3 separate regions of the Homo sapiens genome follow, and all the other regions are linked to region 3. The links are chromatin contacts, found by Hi-C or POLR2A ChIA-PET in ENCODE. All regions are on one chromosome and are shown on one strand. The core of a region is the stretch at or near the end of the contact, and the rest is flanking DNA. Distances in the headings are between cores, read along the strand shown. Region 1 holds the start of GPR146 (G protein-coupled receptor 146). Region 2 holds the start of GPER1 (G protein-coupled estrogen receptor 1). Region 3 overlaps ADAP1 (ArfGAP with dual PH domains 1).

Region 1 (3,696 bases), core at 419-2,918, 140 kb before region 3:
GCTGCAGCTCCCTGAGGAGCCCCTTCTTCTCCCTGCCCCAGTGAGCAGCATGTCCCTCTTCCGACTGTAAATTACACGAGCATATTTCCCCATGCAGCGATCTGTGCAGTATGCCATTGATTCATTGTATGATAGACATAATCAGCCTTTACATCCTAACCTAAGACCCACATGAGGTGCGCGCCCTTTGCCCTTCTCTCTTCATCAGCCTACTGGGGCTTATGAGTTGCAGGGACTCCAAGTCAACTTTCACATTTACATTCTGCCCTAAATCTGTGTTCCTCTGTCCTCCATCCTCAGGATATGTCCATGCTGGCTAGAGAGGCAGGATGACACGTGGACGCCAGCACGGATGTGTGTGGCGTCGGGCAGTGAGCTGCTCTGGCCCCGACCTCTTCTCTGTGAAAAGGCACAACAGTATTCAATACATATAAACTATGTTCTTAAGTCACTTGTCTTCAGAGGCCTTCTTCATTGAGGAAGACAACAGGGGTTCTGGTTGGGGAGCCAGGCCTTACAGTAGTTCTTGAAGGAGCTGCACAGCAGGTCATGGGTACTGTGAGTGTGCACTTCGTCTAATTATTAACAGTGCCTCCGTTCACTCTCAACGGTGCCCCAGTTAGGACGGTAGACTATCTCATCACCACTATGCGTGAGGAGCCTGGGAACATGGTCAGAACCATTTTACTCATACAAGTTTGCAGAGGCCTTTAAAGCAAGCCTCTTGGCCCTCTGTTATTGAATGCTGGCCTCTGCTAGGTGCTGCAGGTAGCAAAAGATAAAAGATGTCGTGCTGTTCCGTGTGGACAGGAGCTGGCTATTTAAAGTGGAATGGAGGACTCAAGTACATCTTCATGGGCAGGGAAGAGATCAAAGGCTGTGGACGACGAATACAGAATTATCCTCTGGTCCACCACGTAGCATGCATGCAGAGATAAGCCACTGTGACCAGTCACATCAAGATTCATAGACTTATGCCTAATTTAGAGAACTGACTTGCCAGGTTTGTAATACTAACTTAATAGTGGGTTTTCTGCTGCTGGTAGTGGTGGTTTGGCGGCTGGAGAGCACTGCCTTCCAGTGAAGCTTTGAAAGAGCCGTCCCATGCCCTGCCAACTGTCCAAGACAACTGACAGCAGATCCGACACCTCCATGTAGACACAGATCCAAAACTCACTTTAAAATACTAATCACAGAAGGGGCCGAAAGCAGTCACCATAGTGGCCCAGGAGAGCAGGATCAGTGGTGCCCTGTCGGACATGGGAGAGCCGGTGGCGGCGCTGTGCCGCCTACGCCAGCAGCAGATTCAGCTGCCATCACCAGGTTAATGACCGAAAGCCCGCCCCCGGGGCTCAGCTCGGAGCGCGGCCGGAGGACAGCGGTCCCCTCCTGGCAAGGGCACGGAGCCCCGCAGTGGGCAGCGGCCAGAGGACCCGGGTCCCAGTAAGCGCAGCGCCCGCCGTGGGAGCCACAGCAGCTTGGGGCTGGCTCCCTCCCCAGGCGGAGACTGGGGTGTGCCCCACCGACCCGACCCAGGCTCCCGGGCCCCACTCACCGGCTTGCTGGGCGGCGGCCGGCGCAGTCGCCGCCGGGCGGGCAGCTCGGGCTGGCGGAGGCGGCGGGGCTCACGGCGCGCACGCCGCCCGGGCCCTGTGTACACACGTGACCGTCGGCCCCGCCCCCGGCCGGCGAGCGGCAGCCATGCCTGGCCCCGCCCCCAGCCTTGGTCCCGCCCTGGCCTCCGCCCCCCGGCCCCGCCCTCGCGGCTAGACCGCGGGGAACCGCTCGGACCAGTGAGGTTGGGGGGCGGTGGCGGTGGAGGCAGTGCTGGTTGTGTAACCTGAGACCAGCCATTTGACGAACTCGTGCGAGATTCCCTGTGGGAGGACACACACCCAGGGCTCTGGGAGTTTTTGAGAATTCTCTTAGTGCCCAGCGCGGTTTCTTTTTACAGGCGCTGGTGCCTATTTTGCTGAGTCAGAATATACCCTAATCTGCAGGGTGCAGGCCCCACCGCCCTCCAAAGGAAATGAGTGGCTGCAAGTTAGTCCTTCCAGGTACACCTGCCCCTCTTTCTTCACCGAAGTTTGCTTGCTGTTTCCAAAGTCACCAATTACTTCCTGGTTTTAGGATTTTCTTTGTAAACGGAACACTCACAGGAAAGCCGTTTAAAGAAACACATTGCTGCCTGATTACTTTTGTAGCTATTGTTACAAGTTAAACATTGGAAAAGTTGAAACAAGGACATTTACTTTGCTGTAATTTTTGAGGTGAAACAGTCCCCCCTGCAGCACATTCTGGTTCAGGATCTAAGAACATTTCTGAAAATCAAAGCATGTGGGTTGCACAGTTCCGCATAGACTTGCTGTGAGCTGCGGGCCGAGTGGAACACCAGCAGGAAGAATAGCGGCCACTGGCCCTCCGCTGCATGATGCTGTGGCCTACTGTGTTCAGGGATGTACCTCAGCCACCTTCCTGGACAGGACGGCTTCCTGACCGTGGGTCGGAGTGGGACGTCGGGATCAGCTTTCTATTCCAGCGGGAGGGCAGGGAGAGGCTCACCACGGCCCACGCCTGCTGATGTGATACTGACTTGCTGCCCAGCCCGGCACCAGGTCCCTGGCACAGTGGATGCAGCCCGGGCCCTGTGTGCCCAGAGGTGCCGGGTACTGATCTTACTTGCCAAAGTCAGTCACAAGCAGCCAACACCGATACCTGAGGGCGTATTCTGTGTCAGGTTCTGTTCTGAGCCTCAACCATTGTTTTGAGGTAGATACGTCCGTATTTCATCAAACCTAAGACACGATTGATTAGTGTTAGCTATGCCATTACTTTATGGATTACTAAAAAGAAGGCCCTCTGCCCACTGCATTCCGACATACTGCTGATTTTAAGGCGCAGCCTCACATTAGAGATGATAAAGTGAGAGTACGCCTTAGCGTCAATGAGATAGGTCACCATGTGCATTTTAATATTTTTTTTTTTTAAAGACAGAGTTTCTGTCATGTTGCCCAGGCTGGAGTGCAATGACACGATCTTGGCTTACTGCAGCCTCAGCCTCCTGAGTAGCTGGGATTACAGGTGCGTGCCACCATGCCCAGCTAATTTTTTTTTTTTTTTTTGTAGTAGAGATGGGGTTTCACCATGTTGGTCCGGCTGGTCTCGAACTCCTGACCTCAAGTGATCCGCCTGCCTGGGCTTCCCAAAGTGCTGGGATTACAGGTGTGAGCCACTGTGCCCGGCCATGCATTTTAAATTTAATTGTGAAAACTTAAGCAACTTAGCCCAGGTCACACTGCAGGCCGTGGAGCCAGGATTTGAACCCAGGGGTATTCTGGCTTTTTAGATCAGGGTTTGGGACTTTGGGCCCTCCTAGCAGCCCGCCTAAGAGTAAGCTTCGTTATCTCCATGGTATAAATGGCCCAAGACCTCAGAATCCCTGGTCAGAGTATGCACCGTGCTGTCTGGTCCCTGTAATGCCAGGCTCTGTGGGTCCTACCCACAGGGGTGCTCTGTGGCTGGGGAATGCTAGAGGTTAGCTTCCTCTGAGCCACTGAGCTTTCAGGTCACTGCAGACCGCCTTATCTGCAGAGACTTCCTGTGCCAAGCAGGCCAGTCCTGCCAGGGAGAATGGCAGAAAGCTCGTGTGTGTCCTGGGGAGATCGTCAGAGGGAACCACCCTCCACCTGAACCACA
Region 2 (3,486 bases), core at 514-3,013, 190 kb before region 3:
TCTGACCTGTAGTGATCTGCCCGCCTTGGCCTCCCACGGTGCTGGGATTACAGGTGTGATCCACCGCGCCGGGCCAGGGGTTATTGTTTTGAAGTGCTGCAAAACCAGACTAGAGATTTGTTGACCTATTGCTTGAAAATACTTACTTAAAAAAAAAAAAAAAAAAAAGGCTGGCCTATAATCCCAGCACTTCAGGAAGATGAGGTGGGAGGATTGCTCAAGTTCAGGAGTTCGAGACCAGCCTGGGTAACATGGCGAAACCCTGTCTCTACTAAAAAAAGACAAAAAAAGTAGCTGGGCATAGTGGTGTGCGCCTGTAGTCCCAGCTACTCGGGAGGCTGAGGCAGGAGGATCGCCTGAGCCTGGCAGGTAGAGGTTGCAGTGAGCCAAGATCACACCACTGCACTCGAGCCTCAGCCGAGATCACACCACTGCACTCGAGCCTCAGCCGAGATCACACCACTGCACTCGAGCCTGAGCTACTGCAGTGAGGCCCCATCTCAAAAACAGGCGGGTGGGGAAGACAAGATGAATCACTGCCTCTGTGTCAGTTATTCTAAAAGTACTGAATAACCTTCACTTAGCTGGGGCTGGTGAATTTGATTTTGGTTATTTTGCACTCTTGATTCATCTTTAGTAGATAATACCATTGAACAGCATAAATGCCTCTGCTCTCAGGCTCTGTCGGGAAGGTTGAAAGACTCCGCATTTCGCCTCTGTATTTAATTTCTTAAAAACGGCACAGAGGACTTGTTTTGCTCTTTAAATGTAGAAATTTTGGAACGTATTAGACCGTGGCGTGGCAGGAAGTTTAAAGGTGGGCAGAACCCTCAACTTAACGTTTATTTTCTTTCCTAATTTTGTTAAATGAACTCCAAGGGAAAAATAGTTTAAAAACGAGTCATTCATTTCTTTCCCATGTAAATTGAGTCTTTTGATCGTTGCCAGACACCGAGAAGATACGGGACCTGGTGTCTGATGTGTCCTAGTGTCTGATGTGGTCCTGGGTGAGAGGAACCTAGTGTGCCATTCACCACTGGCCCCACGTCCTCACTGGAGGTGGCCATGGAGTTATAAACAGTGCAATACCTCATTTCAGATTTCCTCTGCTTGTCATAGAGAAATAAAGCCACACTTTAGTCAGCTGTATTAAGTCTGCATCTGTCAAAAGGCGTGTGGCCCTCCCAGGGCTTCAGGGTTGGTGAGAGTGACTGGGGCACCGCAGGGCAGGGCAGAGTGGGCACCCTCATTTTCTTGAAGTGAGACACGTTCTTGCTGGGACAGAACGTGACGGAATACTGGGTCCTGCTTTCAGCACGAGTTAGAAAGGCCGTCCAGGCAAAGCCCCTGCTGCGGTCACGCTGAGACCACCGGAGCTCCGGGGGAGAGGGGTCTGTGCCTTGAGTTTGGGAAGCTGGGTGCTGCTCTCACCAGGGGGTGAGGTGTCTGGTCTGTGTTCAGCTGTTCCCATAACAGGACAGCGGCCTGGGTGGCACCACCCACCCGCTCCCCTAGTCAGTGGTATGGCACCGCCAGGCCGAGGCTGAGTCCTACCTGGGTTGCAGCCCCTTCTGTGCTCCTGGAAGCCTCCTTGGTCAGGCCCATCAGGCTGGAGGTGCACTTGGAACCCGCTGCAGGAGGTGTACCTCTGCTGGACCTGCCGAATGCCTGAGCAGGGCTAGAGAGAGGAAGAGACCCGCCCTGGGAGCCCGCGAGGGAAGGTTCCCGGCTGGCTGGCGGGTGCGTCCTCCCTCTGAGCCAGTGAGTCTGCCCCTTGGCACAGGGCTTTATAGGCCCCCTCCGCCCCGCTCCTCTCTGGCTCCTCTCTGGCCAGGCTCTGGGCGGCCTCCTCAGAAGGCTAGTGTTAACCATTTTTTTGCTGGCCCTTTTTCTCCCACACTTTGGCAATCAGCTCAGTTCTACTAGACTTGTTTTTGTGGAAGTTTCTGGTTTAACTGCTTTTCTTCACCCACAGATACAAACCTTTCTTTAAGTTTGAAGGCATCATACTAGGTGTTGTGTATCTTTTAGGCAATAACCTGTCCTCCTGGGTTGAAGCAAGCAATATTCTTGTTTTTGCAACTGACCTGCGTTAAACACTAAATTTCATAATTAACTTAGTAGCATGTGCATGATCCATAAAGAATTTAACAGGAATTTCACAGACATTTGCAGAGAGAAGTGTAATCCCAAGAAATAGGCATTTCTGACAAGTAACTTAGGAATCTGAGTACTGGTTAAGCATCTGGAAATCTGAAATCCAGAGTGCCCCACAGTCCGACACTGTTGGAGCGTCGTGACACAAGTGGAAAATTCCACACCTGACCTCGTGTGGCGGGCTGCAGTCCAGGCAGTTCAAAGTTTGTTTTATGCATGAAATTGTTAAAAGTGTTTTTATAAAGTTGCCTTCAGGCAGTGTGTATAAGGTGTGTATGAAACACAAATGAATTTCGTATTTAGCTTTCTCATTCTGTACCTGCAGATATTCCAAAATCTGCAAAAATCTGAACTCCGAAACTCTTCCGGTCCCAAGCATTCAGACCAGGGACCCTCAGCCGGTAGTTTTCTCTGAGTGTTAGCGGTGCCTCAGGTCCCTCCTCCCGCGCTCGCTGCAGAAGCGTCGGAACTTACCTGCCGTCCAGATGTTGGTGGCCTCTTCCCCACCAGGGCCGCCTCTCCTGCTCATGGTTGCGGATTTCACAGTCTCGTGCAGGCGGAGAATAAACCTCCCTCCCCGGACTCTCGGGGCCGCTGAACTGCCTCATGCGGGGCGGCCACTTCCGAGTGCGCCCCCTACTGGCCATTTGAATTTTCACTCGCCGCTTCGGGAACCGATGGCCGCCCCATGAGGGCAGAGCGAGGCCCCCCAAGCCCGCGTGGGCTGTCCAGGCCGAAGGGGTCCTCAGGCACCGCCAGCCCCGGCTCTCCAGGCGGAGGGGTGGGTCTTCCTCAGAAGGGAACTTCAGCGAATCTCACTCCTACTTCTAGGTGTCGTTTTCCCTCTGTAATGTTTTGAAGTGGTGAGATTGAATGCTGAGTGATCCTTTGTCCGCTGAGTATGAGTAATGCGGCTGCTGCAGCCTGAGGCGTGGTTCAGAGACCTGCGTGGGCTCCCCCCTTCCCCCTCCCCCCCAGGAGAGCTGGTGCAGGCAGAGGACTGGGGTGCTGGGCCTCCAGGTGCACTCGGCCCCTCGGGACCTGCTCCCCGCCAGGAGAGCTGGTGCAGGTGCAAGAGTGGGGTGCTGGGCCTCCAGGGGCACTCGGCCCCTCGGGACCTGCTGGGGCTCAAGGCATCTGTGCAATAGCAATTTAAAGTCTTTCAGATGTGTATTTTAGGAAATATACACACATTTCCTAAACAGAATGCTGTGTTAATTTTTTAATGGAAAAATACTAACGTGGAGTTTTCTTCCAGCAGTAGAAAGTTGACAACTCTAATATGTACCTTTTTGTATTTGGATGATAAAGAGCTGATTTGCTCTTAGA
Region 3 (3,488 bases), core at 405-2,904:
CTCCCACGTGCCCGTCCCCTGCCTGCCGTGCTCCGCTGGCATCTGACCCTGGGTTTGTTAGGGGGCCGAGTCGGGTGCAGCCCCTGGCCTCAGAGCACGCTGTGATCGCTCTTCCCACAGTAAGCGGCTGTGTTCCTTGCCGCAGTTGACCATGTGTTGCCGCAGACTCTCCGCAGACTGTTGTCTCTGGAGGCAGTCGGGCACCAGGAGCCTGCGACTCCCACGGCCTGGAGATCTCGCTCCTGCAGCCTCATCTGGTTCCTGGGTGGAGCCCTGCTGCCCGGGTCCTACGTCTTTCTCGTTTACTTATTCCTCTTGGTAGAAGTGATGTGCCTGGAGGGAAAGGGGTCACCTGGCACCTTGGACTGTTCTACCTCCTGCCTGGCTTAGACTGTGGCTAGATATAGAATTCTAGGTTGGAATTAATTTTCCTGCTAATTCTGAAGGCTTTGCACCACGGATTCCTCCATCCTAGTACGTTTGTCCCGCGGTTTTGAAATTCTCCAATGCTGTGCGTGTGTTGGCAAGGGTCCCTCGTCTTTTCATGTGCTGGGTACAGGCCCAGGGTGGCCCTTCCAGTCCAGTTACTGGTTTCCATGAGGTCAGGGATTGCTTTCTTATCTAATGATTTCCTCCCTCCACTTTCCCTGTTCTCATTTTCTGAAACTCCTGTTATTGGTGCTCTTAAACTGGTTCATTTTTCTTCTACTTTCTGGGAAATTTCTTCAACTTTGTCTCCAACACTGTGTTGAGGGTTTTGTTTCTGCTGTCATGCATTTAGTTTTTCAGAGAGCCTTTGGTTCTTGGAGTATTTATTTTTCTTTCTTTCTTTTCTTTCTTTTTTTTTTTTTGAGGCAGAGTTTCGCCCTTGTCACCCAGGCTGGAGTGCAGTGGTGCAATCTCGGCTCACTGCAACCTTTGCCTCCCTGGTTCAAGTCATTCTCCTGCCTCAGCCTCCCGAGTAGCTGGGATTACAGGCATGCGCCACCACACCCAGCTAATTTTGTATTTTTAGTAGAGACGGGGTTTCTTCATGTTGGTCAGGCTGGTCTCGAGCTCCCGACCTCAGGTGATCCACCTGCCTCAGCCTCCCAAAGTGCTGGGATTACAGGTGTGAGCCACTGCGCCCAGCCGCAATTTTTGTATTTTTAGTAGAGACCGGGTTTCACCATGTTGGTCAGGCTGGTGTCCAACTCCTGATCCTCCAAAGATAATTCCCCCCGCCCAGGGCAGACGCTTGGCCCCCAGCTGTGGGAGCTGAGGGAGTTTCCGCTGCAGCCTGCAGGGTCACAGAGCTCCAGCGTGGAGTGCACCAGGCATGCCCCGTCTGCCCGGAGCCCCAGAGTCGGCTCCATCTCCTGCTGGGGGAAAAGGGGCGATTTTCCAACCAGTTCTGCTTAGAGCCCCCTGCATTTCCGGGGGACCTGGAGCTGTGAATTCCCAAGGCCTTTGGGGCAGTGTGGTGTGGACGGGTTCAGCTTCCTCTAGGAGGAGGGAGGGCGGGGCCAAATGGGACGGGGCGGGCCGGAGGAAAGGGTGGGCGGGGGAAGGAGGGGAGGCGGGGCCTCGGGCTGGTTGGGTGGCGTGGGTGTGGCTTGTGGGCGTGGCCTAGGAGGAAGGGCCACAGGAGAAAGCAGGGCTGGAGGCCGATGAGGGGCAGTCGGGGTGGGTGGGGCTTTGCTGGGTGGGGCCACTGGAAGAGGACAGGGCAATCCCACTGCTATGGGAGGAGCCTGGGGCTACACCATCCTCCAGCTGGTGCTGGGCCGGGTGCCAGCTGGAGAAGCCGTGACTGGATTGGTCCAGTGCTGGGGGCTTTGCCTGTGGGACAAAAGTCAAGGCCAAAGGGGCTGGGGAGAAGCCTGAGGAGGGATGGGGCTCCCTGGCTCTTCCTGGGCAGGAGAGGGTGCAGCCAAGAGTAAAGATGGGCACCTTTCCAGAGGTCACCAGCTCCAGGCTGTAGGCTGAACAGGAGGCCCAGGGCGCAGGTTATAATGTCATGGGGCCAAGGGTCTGGGCAGACCCCAGGAGGGGCGCTGGGTCTAGGGGCAGGGGACAGCCAGGCTGAAGTCTAGACCCAGAGGGCACCCGACGTGGGGCTGGGTGCCAGGCCTGGGCTATGGGCCCTCTGTTCCAGGGTGCTGGCCCACCCCACGCTCTCCAGAGGACCAGGGCGGCTCCCTGGAGAGCAGTTTTGCTCTCTGCCCACTCTCGGTAGGGGCCACAGCTCCAAGGGCGTTTATAAACAGATGAGCCTCCCTTCTCCCACCACCCCAAGACTTGCTTGAGCTACAAAATAAGGATCTTCATAAAAATAGCACCATCTGAAAGGAAGGCAAGTTGGCCCAGGCCCCAGCAGCACCAGGGCCACAGAGTGAGCTTGGATGGCAGCCCCCGACCCTGTCCAGCCCGGCCCGGCCCGGCCCTTCGGCCCTTCGGCCCTTCTCAGGACTTCGCCGGGGGAGGCTGCACCTGCCCTCCCGCAGAGGGGCAGCCCCTGTGTAGCAGCCCCGGCCTCAGCGTGGGCACAGGGGCCAGGCCTGCGGCAGGACTGCTGGGAGCTGAGGTGCCGGGGAGGAGGAAGGGGCTGGGCTCTGGGGGAAGCGGCCCCTCTGTGGGGACCCCAGCCCCTCTGTGGGGACCCCAGCGCTGCAGCCTCCTCAGCCCAAGCCTGTGCCCACCTTTGCCCCTAGGAGATTGTGGACTGGTTCAATGCACTCCGAGCTGCTCGCTTCCACTACCTGCAGGTGGCATTCCCAGGGGCCGGCGACGCAGATGTGAGTGGCGGCCCTGCGGTCAGCTCCAGGGCAGACAGGGGTGGTGGGGTGGGGGGTGGACGGAGCCCTCGTGCCCTGAGTCTGGGATGATGTTGAGCCCTAGGGTGGGCCTGGGACTGGCCAAGGGCTCACCCTGACGTGCCTGCAGCCCTCCTGCCTCACTCTAGAACTTCAGCTCAGCCAAAGGGGAAAGCGGGGAGGGAAGGGGTGGCAAGCAGAGGCAGAAATGTGGATCCTGCGGAGGCTAAGCCAGGCCTGGGCCCTGACCTGGTGGCCCGGGGTGAGGGGAGCACAGAGGGGCACAGCCAGGGAGGGGCTCGGCCTGAGCTGCACTTCTGAGGTCCCCTGCCTGGTGTGTCCTGCCCTAGCTGGTGCCAAAGCTCTCCAGGAACTACCTGAAGGAAGGCTACATGGAGAAGACGGGGCCCAAGGTGGGTGTGCCGCACGTGCGGCCTGGGGTGGCCTGGGGTACGCCATGGTGGGTCTCGGACTGAAGTGCAGCAGCCTTGCCAGCTGCCGCCTGTGTTTTAAACTGGTGTCTGGTGGGTCCTCACAGCCCCTTGTCTGTGCCTGGCCGGGGTCCCCGAGGACTCGGGCCACTGTCCTAGGCTTTGGTTAGACCCTCCCTGCCCGCTCACGTCTGACCAGCTTCCTCACCCACGGGACCGTGCACCTGCGCGGCCAGGGGCCCACATCTTGCCATTCCCTGAG

What was found. Hi-C counts contacts between places; a loop is a spot of excess contacts on that map. ChIA-PET counts read pairs that join two places held with the same protein, here RNA polymerase II (POLR2A). Pooled maps may share reads with other maps.
Region 1: a loop to region 3 is called in a map of IMR-90, with 4 times the contacts of the local background. The contact joins the promoter of GPR146 here to the enhancer-like site in region 3. A Hi-C loop is called at or near these places in 2 of 168 maps with a recorded cell type or tissue (IMR-90 and pancreas) and 6 of 50 pooled maps. POLR2A ChIA-PET finds 5 or more read pairs at or near these places in 2 of 52 experiments (CD8-positive, alpha-beta memory T cell and WTC11).
Region 2: a pooled map shows a loop between it and region 3 (2.6-fold over the local background). The contact joins the promoter of GPER1 here to the enhancer-like site in region 3. A Hi-C loop is called at or near these places in 2 of 168 maps with a recorded cell type or tissue (B cell and body of pancreas), 1 of 37 single-sample maps with no recorded cell type and 5 of 50 pooled maps. POLR2A ChIA-PET finds 5 or more read pairs at or near these places in 2 of 52 experiments (A673 and GM12878).

Annotation. Positions count from the first base shown.
Region 1 is chr7:1,042,518-1,046,213 of GRCh38, reverse strand. It overlaps GPR146 (G protein-coupled receptor 146), which reads right to left and starts at 1,668. Exons shown (of 2, transcript NM_001303473.2): 1 at 1,556-1,668. All of the region lies in intron 2 of CHLSN (cholesin), which reads left to right. RefSeq lists silencers at 1,169-1,218, 1,399-1,888 and an enhancer at 1,994-2,549.
Region 2 is chr7:1,086,390-1,089,875 of GRCh38, reverse strand. GPER1 (G protein-coupled estrogen receptor 1) reads right to left here and starts at 1,763. Exons shown (of 2, transcript NM_001098201.3): 1 at 1,555-1,763. The region is part of intron 2 of CHLSN (cholesin); the gene reads left to right.
Region 3 is chr7:899,822-903,309 of GRCh38, reverse strand. It overlaps ADAP1 (ArfGAP with dual PH domains 1), which reads left to right. Exons shown (of 11, transcript NM_006869.4): 7 at 2,694-2,777; 8 at 3,146-3,208. Among named protein-coding and RNA genes, the nearest start is that of GET4, 25 kb to the right of the region's middle. RefSeq lists enhancers at 1,244-1,303, 3,362-3,488 and a silencer at 1,664-1,733. Within about 2 kb of position 1,654, at least 3 of the 41 ENCODE cell types and tissues checked have a DNase peak (open chromatin) inside an H3K27ac peak, as active enhancers do.